Regions from separate parts of the Homo sapiens genome. Here all the other regions are linked to region 1. The links are chromatin loops, found by intact Hi-C in ENCODE. Cell type or tissue: PC-9. All regions are shown on one strand. Links, peaks and the distances in the headings refer to the core of each region. The heading gives the core; the rest is flanking DNA.

The links. Peaks named below come from ENCODE experiments on the same cell type or tissue, not always from the same donor. Only the 100,000 strongest peaks of a DNase experiment are listed, where the experiment ranks them.
Region 2: it touches region 1 in a loop (4-fold over the local background); 3 of 110 quality-filtered maps call a loop at or near these places.
Region 3: a loop joins it to region 1, with 6 times the contacts of the local background. A loop is called at or near these places in 3 of 110 quality-filtered maps.

The regions. Positions count from the first base shown.
Region 1 is chr9:130,442,854-130,446,997 of GRCh38, forward strand. It overlaps ASS1 (argininosuccinate synthase 1), which reads left to right and starts at 2,108. Exons shown (of 15, transcript NM_054012.4): 1 at 2,108-2,142. RefSeq lists a silencer at 1,911-2,030 and an enhancer at 2,911-3,578. In PC-9, for the core only: no CTCF peak of the experiment used is centred there; DNase peaks (open chromatin) are centred at 2,048 and 2,818; H3K4me3 peaks cover 1,575 bases.
Region 2 is chr9:130,241,498-130,245,641 of GRCh38, forward strand. No RefSeq gene overlaps it. Among named protein-coding and RNA genes, the nearest start is that of MIR12126, 2.2 kb to the left of the region's middle. In PC-9, for the core only: CTCF peaks have their summits at 1,879 and 2,092; no DNase peak of the experiment used is centred there.
Region 3 is chr9:130,363,055-130,367,198 of GRCh38, forward strand. It overlaps HMCN2 (hemicentin 2), which reads left to right. Exons shown (of 98, transcript NM_001291815.2): 41 at 1,660-1,835; 42 at 2,577-2,673; 43 at 2,822-2,941. Among named protein-coding and RNA genes, the nearest start is that of ASS1, 80 kb to the right of the region's middle. In PC-9, for the core only: no CTCF peak of the experiment used is centred there; a DNase peak (open chromatin) is centred at 1,797; H3K27ac peaks cover 1,226 bases.

The sequences.
Region 1 (4,144 bases), core at 714-3,213:
CATGGTGCCCCAGTCTCAGGTGGGGGAATCCCTTTGGGCCACGCCCCACTTTGGCCCTCAGCACTGCTCTGCAGGGTAAGGGCCAGGGCAGGGTTGAAGGTCCCCCTGGCCGATGGAGGGGTCCAGGCAGAATGGGGCTCATTCAGAAGCTGGCCAGTCCTCCCTCACCTTGGTCTCTGCCTCTGGGCAACCACTCACCCTGCTGTTGGTGGCAGGACGGTGGGGGTGGGGGGCGGGGTGCTGCTGGCAGTTTGGGCCCCTGTTTTCTTCTCAGGAGCGCTGTGACCTCACTGTCCCTCATGTCACTGGTGCATGTGAGTTAGGAAGGGTCTGTCCCCTAGGCTGGAACCATTTCTGCGGCAAGGAGTAAAGGTCCCAGCAGCCTGTGACCCTGGGACTGTGACCTCAGTTCAGCTCAGGCTGGAGCTAAAGCAGAGGGTTTGAGCCAGAGCTTCAGACACTGGATTCTAGCTCCGCTCTGCCACTCACATGCTGTGTGGCCTTGGGAAAGATACACCGTCATTCTGTGCAGCAGGTTTCTGCCCATACCATTGAGATAACAATCACAGGTACTTCATACAGGGTAGTCGTGAAGGTGAAAACAGAATGCTTGCTCTTTCCAGGGCGACCCTACCAATGAGAAAACAGGCTGCAGTGGGGAGTGACCGCCCCAAGGACACACAACTGCTGCAAGGGTGTCATTGTGTAGGTGTTCCTCACTTGCCTCCTGCTAGTGTGGGAGGCCCAGAGACTCCACGAGACCCCCAGCTGCTCCTGTGAGAGGGCTGAGGGGGGCCAGCTGTGATACCGCCTCCCATCTAGAAGGGGCCTCAAGCCACCCATGTACACCCAGCCCCACGTGGCTCACCAGGGGCCCCTTTGCCATCAAGGGCCACATCCCAGGTTTAAGTGTCAGAGAACTAAGGGGCTTAAGAGAGAATCGAGCTGTGGCTTTGTTTGTGAATTGGTTTGATCCTTTTTTCCTTCTAGAAGGACTCACAGCTACTGTTGCTTGCCATGGGCTTGAGGGGGTGGTGGGGGCTGACTGGCAGAGGGGCTGAGAGTGGATGGTGATTAAAAGGAGCACTGACTCCAGGGTAGCGGCTGGGCAAGGCTTGGGGCTCCCACCTCCCCCAGGTTCAGAGCCGGCTGAGGACCGGGAGTCCTCCCTTCTGGGGTCAGTGCTCACTATGGAGCAACTGCCTTGGATGGGGTCCCAGGACTTGCTCTTTTACTGGGGCTGTGGTTGCAGTGATCAGGGCTTTGGAGCCGGCAGACCAAGCTGGGAAACTCCTGAGGTAGAGAAGCTGTTGAAGGCGGGCCTGGGGTCACAACTCCCAGCTGCTTTTTACAAGCAAGAGACTTCTCTCTGAACCTCAACCTTCCCTCCTGTCTAGTGGGTTCGCAGCCAGACAGTCTTTTACTCACTGCTTACTGGGTGCCCTCTGGAGTCTGGGCAGGTGCCAGGCTCTGAGAAGACAGGCCAGCAATCAGCCCTGGCCTAAGGGATGAAAGCCGGGCCTTCCCGCGCCGGCTCACCTCGGTTTTCTCATCCTTACTCGGCTACCAGAGGCTATGGTTGGGGAGGGAGGGGGCTCTGGGGGCTGCAGAAGGCCCAGGCTGCCGGCACCGGATAGAAGTGAGCACGAAGCTCCCTGCGCCAGTGGAACTTTTATCCCGGCTCCCACCGCGAAGCGTTTAAATTGCTTCCCCAGGGCCAGGAGGCAAGTCTCTCGAAGGACGGCTGCGGCCACCCTCCGCCCCTGAGTTACATGGGTCGCAGCCACTGCCGCCCTCCTTGGCGCCTCCAGCCCGCGGGCCAGGGCCAGGAACCGCGAGCCGCCTGCGCCCCCGCCGGCGCGCCCCTGGGAGGGTGAGCCGGCGCCGGGCCCAGGCCCGGACCTGGTGGGAGGCGGGGGGAGGTGGGGACGAGGCCTGGGGAGGCGGGCCCCGCCCATCTGCAGGTGGCTGTGAACGCTGAGCGGCTCCAGGCGGGGGCCGGGCCCGGGGGCGGGGTCTGTGGCGCGCGTCCCCGCCACGTGTCCCCGGTCACCGGCCCTGCCCCCGGGCCCTGTGCTTATAACCTGGGATGGGCACCCCTGCCAGTCCTGCTCTGCCGCCTGCCACCGCTGCCCGAGCCCGGTAAGGAGCCCTCGGCCCCTCTCGCTGCCCACTCCCTAGCCGAGAGCACCCGCTTCCCGGGCCCAGAGGAGGAGGCGTAGAAGACGCCCGCCCCGGGGCCCGCGGAGGCAGAGGGCGGACCCCGATCGCCACTCGCCGGGGACTGGGACCGAGGCAGGAGGGAAGGGGCTCCCGATGCTCAAACGCCTGGCACCGGATTCCAGGTTTCTGGAGCGTGGGGGACGCGGCGGGGGCGCGAGTCCCCGGGGGCGCGAGTCCCCGGGTCCGAAGAGCGGCTCGGGTTATTTGTTCCCTGCGCAGCCGGGTCCTTTCTGGACTCCTTGTCGGATCCGGCTTCCTCTGTGTCGTGAAGCCCCCACATGGAGACCTGGGGAGTCCGGAGCGTGTGGGGGGGCTCCCGATTCTCTCTCCCTCTCTCGGACTCGCCGTCTGTCTCCACCTCTATTTCTCTGCGTAAAACCAGGAGTCCAGCCCCTCTGGGGCTTGGACGTATCGCTTTCCCCGCAGCCTCAGTTTACCCTGGACAGATGGGCATGGTGGCCCTGGCTCCCTTCCCTGCAGGGGGCGGCAGCCACCTGGCCCTCCCCGGTGGGGCTGGCGGCCTCGCGGCGGGGTTTCCTGCTGGCCTGGGCTGGGCTCTGTGGGAGGGGCAGTGCCAGGAATATTTTCTATTCGGGCTGCTGTTGCCTTTGGCCCCTGGGCGGCTGCGCCCTCCAGGGAGGCAGGGTCATTGTGAAAGAGAGGAAACTCCTCTCCCAGGCGGCCAGGGCTGTTCCTGAGGAGGGCTGGCCTGGCCTCAGTATTCTTCTCTGAGAAGTGGAGAGTCCACTCCCGAGCAGCCGAGTCAGGCTGCAGGTCTCAGGGCAGGAACAGACCTGTTCTCTCCCCAGGGGTAGATCAAGACCTAGGGGACTTGGGCTTTGATCCTCCCGCTCCCAGCAAGCACAAACCCAGTGATGGGGAGAGCTGGTGAGGCCTTGGCTCAGCCTCCAGATTCCCAAGCTTCCTTTTCATTTTCTTTTCTTTCTAAAAATTTATCAGAGATGTGGACTCGTCATGTTGCCCAGGCTGGCCTCGAGCTCCTGGGCTCAAGCGACCCTCCTCCCTCGGGCCTCCTAAACTGCTAGGATTACAGGCTCGAGCCACCCAAAGTGCCTGGCCCCCAAGCTTCAGTCTGTTAGAGCTGGCTGGGGCTGAGGGCTCAGGAAACATTTGCAGATACTGTGCGGCTGCTAAGGGCTCTGTAGACTGTTGGGTGCTGGGCCTGGGTCCAATTGCACAATAACTGTGCCTGGGGTTAGGTTCTGATGAGAGGGAGGGAGAAGCAGCCACACGGACTGGGAAGCTTGGCTAGGAGCAGGAACTGGAGGAGTCTCCATTCCAAACTCCCTCTCCCTCCCAGACCCCTTAGGCCCAAGGCCTAGGGCGGGGAAGTTTGGGGGTGGGGGCGGGACCCTGTCCTGGCGGGGCCATCTGTGCACCATGCTGAGAAGTAATTCTGGTTCTGCTCTGTGGGGGTGGATCAAGTGAATGAATAGTGACTCCTGCCTGCTGAGCGCCTGGCCGGTGCGGGGGCAGACACGTCGTGAGAGGGAAGGGGAGGCCCCACTCTCAGCACAGTCTCCATTCCTGAGTGCTTGGGAAGCAGGCCCAGGGCCGCAGGAGCCTTGGGGTGGAGCCAGGCCCAAAACAGCCTGCTGCACAAGCGCTTCCCCCTCCCAACCCGGGCCCATCTCATCTTTGGCCTGCTGGGAGGCCAGCCAGGTCAACCAGATGCCTCATCTGAGCACTGACTACACAGTCCCTGAAGTCAGTGGCTTGCCTGTGGGCACCAGGCACCCATGTGGAAAGAGGTAACTTCGCTGGAATTCAGAGTCTAAGGCTCTGATTTCTGATGTAGCTTTGGGCAAAGTTGATCTTCCAGGGCGTGGCTCCCTCCCCAGACTTGGGGTCGACCAGGCACCCATAGGCACTTTGATATGAGTGGAACGAATGAATGAAT
Region 2 (4,144 bases), core at 682-3,181, 200 kb before region 1:
AAATTGCTCCCTTCCTCCCAGAAACCTAAAATAAGCCATCCACATGAGCAGATCTTGGGGATAAAAAAATATGATAAAGAGTAAAACAAGCTTTTTTCTGACAGTCAGGGAGAAGGGTGGGAAGAGTCCCTTTGGTATCATTGTCAGATGACTGAGAGTAGGTCCCGTTTTAGTCACTGGACTGTTGGTTGCCCCCAGAGGTGAGGGGAAGTCTTTGTGATATTGTGGAGTGCCCACTTTATTCTTTGAGGATTCTGAAGACCCAATTCCTATGTTGGGCATCAAGAGGCCCTTCCTGCCTTAGAAGGGGCAGATCTGTGGAATGCCAGGGGCCCGAGCTGGGACCTGCAGGGGAAGGTGCAAGTGCTGGCCTGGAAGGAGGGAGAAAGGGAGCTCCCAGGCCAGACGTGGTGGCTCACGCCTGTAATCCCAGCACTTTGGGAGGCTGAGACAGGCGGATCACTTGAAGCCAGGAGTTCGAGACCAGCCTGGTCAACATGGTGAAACTCCACCTCTACCAAAAATACAAAAATTAGCTGGGCATGGTGGCGTGTGCCTGTAATCTCAGGTAGTCGGGAGGCTGAGGCAGGAGAACCGCTTGAACCCAGGAGGTGGAGGTTGCAGTGGGCCGAGATCACACCACTGCACTCCAGCCCGGGTGACAGAACGAGACTCCATCTCAAAAAAAACAAAAAGCAAAAAACAAAGGGAGCTCCCAGTCATGGGAAGGGAATCAGAGGGAACCCTGAGGTTCGGATTCTACCCCCATGCTCGTCCATCAGATCAACTAATACAAGCTGGATGCTGCTTAAGTGATTTCTAGGCAGAAGCCTAAAGCTAACCAGAATCCTTCACCCATTTCCACAGGGATGAATGAGAGCCTGGAGTGTATATGCTGGGCAGCCACAGTGCCAGGCTTCTGCCACAGCCTGTGATGAATGCTAGCCTGGTTCAAGAAGGAAGGCCGGGGGCGGTGGCTCATGCCTGCAATTCCTGCACTTTGGGAGGCCGAGGTGGGTGGATCACTTGAGGTCAGGAGTTCGAGACCAGCCTGGGCAACATGGCAAAACCCCATCTCTACAAAATACAAAAAAATTAGCCAGGCATGGTGGCACTCACCTGCAGTCCCAGCTACTCAGGAGGCTGAGATGAGAGAATTGCTTGGGCATAGTGAGGTCGAGGCTGCAGTGAGCCGTCATAGTGCCACTGCACTCCAGCCTGGGTGACAGAGAATGAGACTCTGTCCAAAAAAAAAAAAAAAAAAAAAAACAACAGCAGTAGCACACACAGGAAGGTTATGGACACCAGCCACAGATGGGCAGTGCCAGGCCAGTGACGCAGTATCGGGCGGGGATTGGGCTACTCTCCCTACCTCACTCCCCAGGGGCCTCCCTGGACAAGGGGAAACTTCAGCTACCCTTAAAGGATGGCAGGATGTACATGGGCAAGGAGGAGAGGCAAGGGCATTCCAGGCAGTGTACAGTAGGTGCAGAGGAAGGACTGCAGGAAATCGACACACAGGGGAAGAGAGGAATGCAAAGGAGTTAACGGCAGGTGCCTCCATGGCAATGAGACAGTAGATTTTTCCAGTGGATGACTCCGCACAGAAAGAAGAGGCACGAGGTCACCTTTTAAGAATTGATGCTGACTGGTACAGGCCTGGGCGCTCTGAGCACACAGCACCGAGGTCCGCCTTTCTGAGCTTCTTGGGAAGCCCCGCGGAACGGCTGTTCTCTGTAACTCCGCCCATTTTAACGATTAGCAAAGTGATAACAGGGACGAGCCAGGTCATAGCAACGGAAGCGGAGTGCTTGCCCTGTGCTGGGTTCACCCGCATTATCGCATTTAATCCTTGCAGCAGCGCCCCTTGAGGCCGGTGCTGGTATTACCATCCCACATTTTACAGACGAGGTCGCTGAGGCCCAGGGTGAAGGGGCTCCTCCAGTCTGACAGTTCGTGGGGGGCTTCCAGGCTCCGACGACATTGTCTTTGGTCAGACACAGGGAGCTGGGGGAGACTGCTTCTATTAAGTTCAGATCCGGCAGCGGCTTATTGCCCTGGTCCCTCCCAGATGCCTGTCGCGTGGGGAGGCGAGGTCTGCAGGGGAAGGCGCATGCCCCACTGAGATCCGTCAGTGCGGGCCCCGTGTCTGGAGGGAGAAGCAGCTCGGAGGTGGGTTGGAGGAGGCAGGGAGACTGAGGCAGGGGCAGGGGTCTGGGCCCACGAAGGAGGTCCCTCCCACAGCCTGCCAAGCACTGGGGGCACTGGATCCCAAGAGTGCCCCAGGGCCCCATTCCCAGGGGGGTGGCCACTCAGGTAAGCACTGTGGGCAAAGGTTGGGGGTGCTGAGTCTGGGGGCAGGACGGGGTGTGCCCCAGGGAGGGGTCCCCAGGGCACAGGAATGGAAATGGCAAGTGTGGGTAGGCAGGGTCTCAGGCACCCCTCCCAGCCCGGGCACACCCAGAGCTGCAGGTGGGGTTACCCGTGGGACTCCCTGTGCACCGTGTTACCTGGCAGATGGTACCCGGACCCATGGCTTGCATGCTGCTGCTGCCACCATTGTGGTCACTGCTATGCTCATGACCGGCTCTCAGCCCCTCCTGGCCCGTGGCTCTGCCACCACCGCTCCTGTGTGCTGTTCCTCTTATGCCCCATGAGGTAGCTACAGTTGTCCCCAGTTCCAGATGAGGAAACAGCTTCAGAGAGGCTCACTGACTTGCCTGGGGTCACACAGCTGATAAATGGCAGAGAGGGGGCCAGGCACGGTAGCTCACGCCTGTAATCCCAGCACTTTGGGAGGCCGAGGCGGGTGGATCCTGAGGTCAGGAGTTTGAGACCAGCCTGGCCAACATGGTGAAACCCTGTCTCTACTAAAAATACAAAAATTAGCCGGGCGTGGTGGCAGGTGCCTGTAATCCCAGCTACTCAGGAGGCTGAGGCAGGGAATTGCTTGAACCTGGGAGGTGGAGGTTGCAGTGAGCTGAGATCACGCCACTGCACTCCAGCCTGGGCGACAGAGTGAGACTCTGTCTCAAAAAAAAAAAAAAAAAAAAAAAGGCAGAGGGGATTTGAGGCCAACTGGACCCCAAACTGTGACCACCACCGTGACGCATCACCTTTGGCCTGATGTCCTCTCCCTTGGGTCACCTAGAACCAGCACTTCCCAGAATCTGAAATTTTCCACGAGGCCACAGGGCTGAGCCCTCGTGTGAGGAGAAGCCACCTTCCTGGTGCAAGCACAAGTCAGATCCGTGGCTCCTCGGAACCACCCAGCCCCAGTGGCCACAGGGCAGCAGGTGTCCTTGGCTGACTTCTGGCCTCTCCCTGCCAGGGGCTCTCCCAGAAGTAAAGGAAGGTGATGAACCGGCCACTCCCATAAGCCCTGAGACCCCCGAGGCCTCGGCCCCATCCTCACCCTCCTAACCAGTCTTGCGACAGGGCTGGAGAAAGGGTTTCCCCCATAAGAGGGACTCTGATTGGCCAGTGGGGGACCTAGGGAGGCCTGGGATATGACGGGCAGGTGGGGCTGGAGAAAGCCGGCTCTCTTTGGTGCTCTTGGCTGGTTTTCAAATGTCTTGAAGCTACTGTGGTTGCCATACCCATCTGGCTGTAAATTAAATTTGGGGCGAAGGGACCTCTTGTCCCAAAGTTTCTCATCTCATCCAGCATGACTGGCAGTTAAGGTTCCTTCTCTGGGTTCCAGTGCTGGCTGCATCCCCACCAGCAGTTGGCTTTGGAGATAGACTGAATCTGAACTTCTCTGAGCTTCAGTTTCCTCCTCTTTAAAGTGAGGATAATAGAAGCACGTTTCTCATAGGGCTGCTGGGGAGCATCTGTGTGATGCTCAGATGATCTGTCTGAGGGCCTTTCCTACGTGAAAACAGTGAATGTCATTGATATTATCCAATTCTCTCCACCCCAAAGTTGTTGCCCCTTCATTTTGGTCCATCGATTTGGCTATCAGCTTTTATTTCTTGCCACTTGGGCCATGGGTGAAGCTGCACTCAAGATCTGGGTCCAAGTCCAAAATTTCAGAGAGGAAAATACCTTGAAACAGGAGCCTGTCATGAACTAGTCGATAGCAGAGGGAGGCTCCCCACTGCCAACATGACCTCTGCCCCACCAACCCCAAGGGGCCCCCCAC
Region 3 (4,144 bases), core at 682-3,181, 80 kb before region 1:
CCCAGTCACTTCCAAAAGGAGAGAGGCTGGGTGGATGGAGGAGTGTCCACCTGAGAACAGCTGCCTTCCAGTAGGAATCAGTGAGATCCAGAGACCTGCCCTAGAGTATGAGCTCCCGCAATGGGTGGGAGGGTGGGCAGGTGGCCCCGCATAGCCAGGAGCTCTGCCCCATGTTCAGGGAGACGCGGAAGGGGTGTGAAGTAGCAGGAACAGCGTGGAGTGGTGGTTAGGAAAGCCGGCTCTTGAGTGTCACCGACATGGGGTTCAAACCCTGCCTCTGTGACTTTGAGCTGGTCACTTTGCTTCTCTCGGCCACCATTTCTTCATCTGCAAAATGAGAAGAATAGCACTCACCTCAAAGGTCACCATGGGGACTCACTAAGCCTCTGAGCTCATGAAGCTACTGTAACCACAGTAGCTTATTTTTAAATGTCCTCCTCTGGGTTTTTCTGGGGCTCTGTGGAGGTATAAGAAAGAATGCTGGGAGCTGGGCATGGTGGCTCACGCCTGTAATCCCAGCACTTTGGGAGGCTGAGGTGGGTGGATCACTTGAGGTCAGGAGTTCGAGACCAGCCTGGCCAACGCAGTGAAACCCCGTCTCTACTAAAAATACAAAAAATTAGCTGGGTATGGTGGTGCGTGCCTGTAGTCCCAGCTACTCGAAAGGCTGAAGCAGGAGAATCACTTGAACCTGGGAGGTAGAGGTTGCAGTGAGCTGAGATCATGTCACTGCACTCCAGCCTGGGCAATAGAGCCAGACTCTGTCAAAAAAAAAAAAAAGAAAGAAAGAGAGAAAAAGAGAGAGAGAGAGAAGGAAGGAAGGAAAGAAGGAAGGAAGGAGAGAGGGAGAGAGAAAGAAAAAGAAAGGAAAAAGAGAAGGAAGGAAGGAAAGAGAAAGAAAAAAAGAGAAGGAAGGAAGGAAAGAAAGAAAGAGAAAGGAAGGAAGGAAAGAAAGAAAAAGAAAGAAAACGAATGAACGTAGTCTTGGGCGGGAGGTTATAGGAAGGATTCGATTCTAGCTCTTTCCCTTTGCTGGAGTGAAGATGGTGGTTAATACATATTGTATGCCCAAGAGCCCCACCTGTGCCATTGGATTGAACCTCATGGCGGCCCCATCAGGTGGGGATTTTCATTATCCCCACTTTACAGACGAGGAGACTGAGGCCCAGGAGTGCAAGTGGCATCCCCAGGGCCTCGCATGGCGAGTGAGTGGTGGAGGGCAGGATTCCACCCCATGAGTTCTCCCCCTGGACCCTGCGTTCCTTCCTGCAAAGCTGCACTGGTTATTTTTGCTTCAGGGGCAAAAGGTGGTTCTGAGACCTGCTTAAAAAAATTTTTTTAAACAAAAATTTTAAATTTTAGAAAGTTTTGAGATAACTGTGGATAATTATAGATTCACAGACATCTGTAAGAAATAACACAGGGGGACCCTGAGCTTCCTTCCCCAATTTCCCTCGGTGGAAACATGCTGCAGAGATCTGGGATGTGGATATCGTGACAATTTTACTCAGACTGGCTCCTCCGAAGCAGGACTGAAGGCAGAGGAAGGGTGGTCACTCCTGGCTGCTGCGAGTAGCTAGGCCTGACCCAGGGTGTGGCCCCTCCTTGCCAGCCCCACCCATGTGCCTGAGGGAGCCCTTCTCCTGCCCCCTCCTGCAGTGCCCCCGAGTATCCTTGGAGAAGAGCTGAATGTGTCCGTTGTGGCCAATGAGTCAGTGGCCCTGGAGTGCCAGAGCCACGCCATGCCCCCTCCTGTGCTGAGCTGGTGGAAGGACGGGCGGCCCCTGGAACCACGGCCTGGAGTCCACCTCTCCGCAGACAAAGCCTTGCTGCAGGTGTGCAGGCCCCTGGCCAGCCAAGCAGGCCTCCACCTCGGCCCAAGGGCAGGGTGGGGCCTGCAGGTGCCCCAGCTCAGTGACCTGCAAGCCCCTTTCCCCTCAGGGGATGGAGGACAAAACCCCAGGACTGGTTCCTCGGGGCCTCCCTCAGGGCCCCTGACTCAGCTGAGTGGCGCCAGCTGTTGGGTTAGAACCTTCCTCACCTGTCTGCTCCTCCTCCCACCCCCCTACACCTTGTGATATGATCATTCCCAACTCAGAGCACTGCCATTTGGTTTCCCCTCCTTCCGTTCATTCTTCAAAGCCACAGCCTAGCCCCAGCAACCCCATGTCAGGATCTGAGCCCTGAGGACAGGTCCCCTGCACCCCACCAGCCTCATTCCTCCACCTTCTCTTCGGGTCTGTTTTCTTGAGCTTTCCAAAGAGGCTGGGAGCTGATGAAATGCAGGAGCAGGTCTGAGCCAGTCACATGCCTCCCCCTTAGCAGATCTGGGCCATGAAGTTTGGGAGGCTGGCAGGACTGCCATCGAGGGGGCCCTTCTCAGGCCCACCACAGGCACGTGCTTCTGGAAACTTCCCGGTGCAGCTGGTGGGGAGATGCTGTCACTGCCCCGTGCTCCAAGTGGGCAGCTTGGGGGCTCAGCAAGGTCACGTGACATGTCTGCAGTCACACAGTCTGTCCAGGGCTCACCCATCTCTGTGCGTCCCCTCCCATGGGGTGTCTTTGCTCTCTGCCAGGTGGACAGAGCCGATGTGTGGGATGCGGGCCATTACACCTGTGAGGCACTGAACCAGGCCGGCCACTCAGAGAAACACTACAATCTGAACGTCTGGGGTGAGGGTCTCCCAGGCTGGGCAGGGGGAGGGGGCTGCTGCCTTGATTGCGTCCCAGGACACAGCCCTCCTCCAGCCTGCCCTCGCCTTGCTCATCCCCTCCCCATCTCAGCCCCACCCCCACTAACTCTCTCTCTGCTCTGACTCAGTTGCTCCAGTGTTCCCCTTGAGGGAATCCCACACCCTGACTGTGAGAGAGGGGCACCCTACCAGGCTGTCCTGCGAATGCCGGGGTGTCCCCTTCCCCAAGATCTCCTGGAGGAAGGACGGTAGGATTGCTGCCCTCACCCAGCCCCACCTCATTGCCAGGCACAAGGAGGCTATGCCCAGTCCCCACTGGTTACCCCCACCCCAGAGCCTAGCTGAGATGGGGGGGTCTTATACCTCGAGGGGGTGGGGATGCTGGTTACAGAAGTGGTGCTTCCCCCAGCTCCTCTCTACTCAGTCCCTGAGCCTGCAGGAGCCCCTGGTCCTGCTCTGCCAGTAAGAGCTGGATTGAACTTCAGGCCTCACTTCAGACGTCCCTTCTTCCAGGAAGCCCTCCCTGACTGCCAGGCTGGGACAGAGCCTCCCTGATGCAGTCCCTGTCACTTGTCATGTCACCCACATTAGTCTTTCTGTGTGTGCTCCTCCATTAGTCTGTGACCCCTGTGAGGCACCATGTTGACCACCGCTGAATTCCAAGTTCAGTGTATGGTACAAAAAAGATGCTCAAAAAACATTTGGAATTCACTTCACCAATTTTTTTTTTTTTTTTTTTTTTTTTTGCCAGGCTGGAGTGCAGTGGCACGATCTCAGCTCATTGCAACCTCCGCCTCCTGGGTTGGAGTGATTCTCCTGCCTCAGCCTCCTGAGTAGCTGGGATTACAGGCAGGTGCCACCATGCCCAGCTAATTTTTGTATTTTTAGTAGAGACAGGGTTTCACCATGTTGGCCAGGCTGGTCTCGAACTCCTGACCTCAGGTGATCTGCCACCTCAGCCTCCCAAAGTGCTGGGATTACAGGCATGAGCCACAGCACCCAGCCCATTTAACCAATATGTATTGAGAGACTGTACCAGGCCCTGTTCTAGGCACTGGAAATATAGCAGAGGATAAAACAGATCCCCACCCTCACAATGGGGGCAGTCAGATAATAAACACACAGTTAGTAAATGACTCTGTACCTTAGGTGATAAATGCTATGGAGAAAAATAAAGCTAGGAAGCGGGAAAGATGTTCTGGGGGGTTGTAGGATTTGCAGTTTTAAGTTGGGTGGCCAGGAATGCTCGACCAAGCGGACTTGAAAAGCTAAGGGCTGAACATGAGAATATCACAGGGAAATGCACCCCAGGCGGAGGTAAGGGTAAGTGCAAGGGTCCTGGGGCAGGAATGCTGGTTGGATGGGGGAATGAGAGGAGGCAGGGAATCAGGGATGATGGAGGAGAGTGGAGCTGCCATTACCGAGATGGGAGACCCCAGGGGCAGATATGG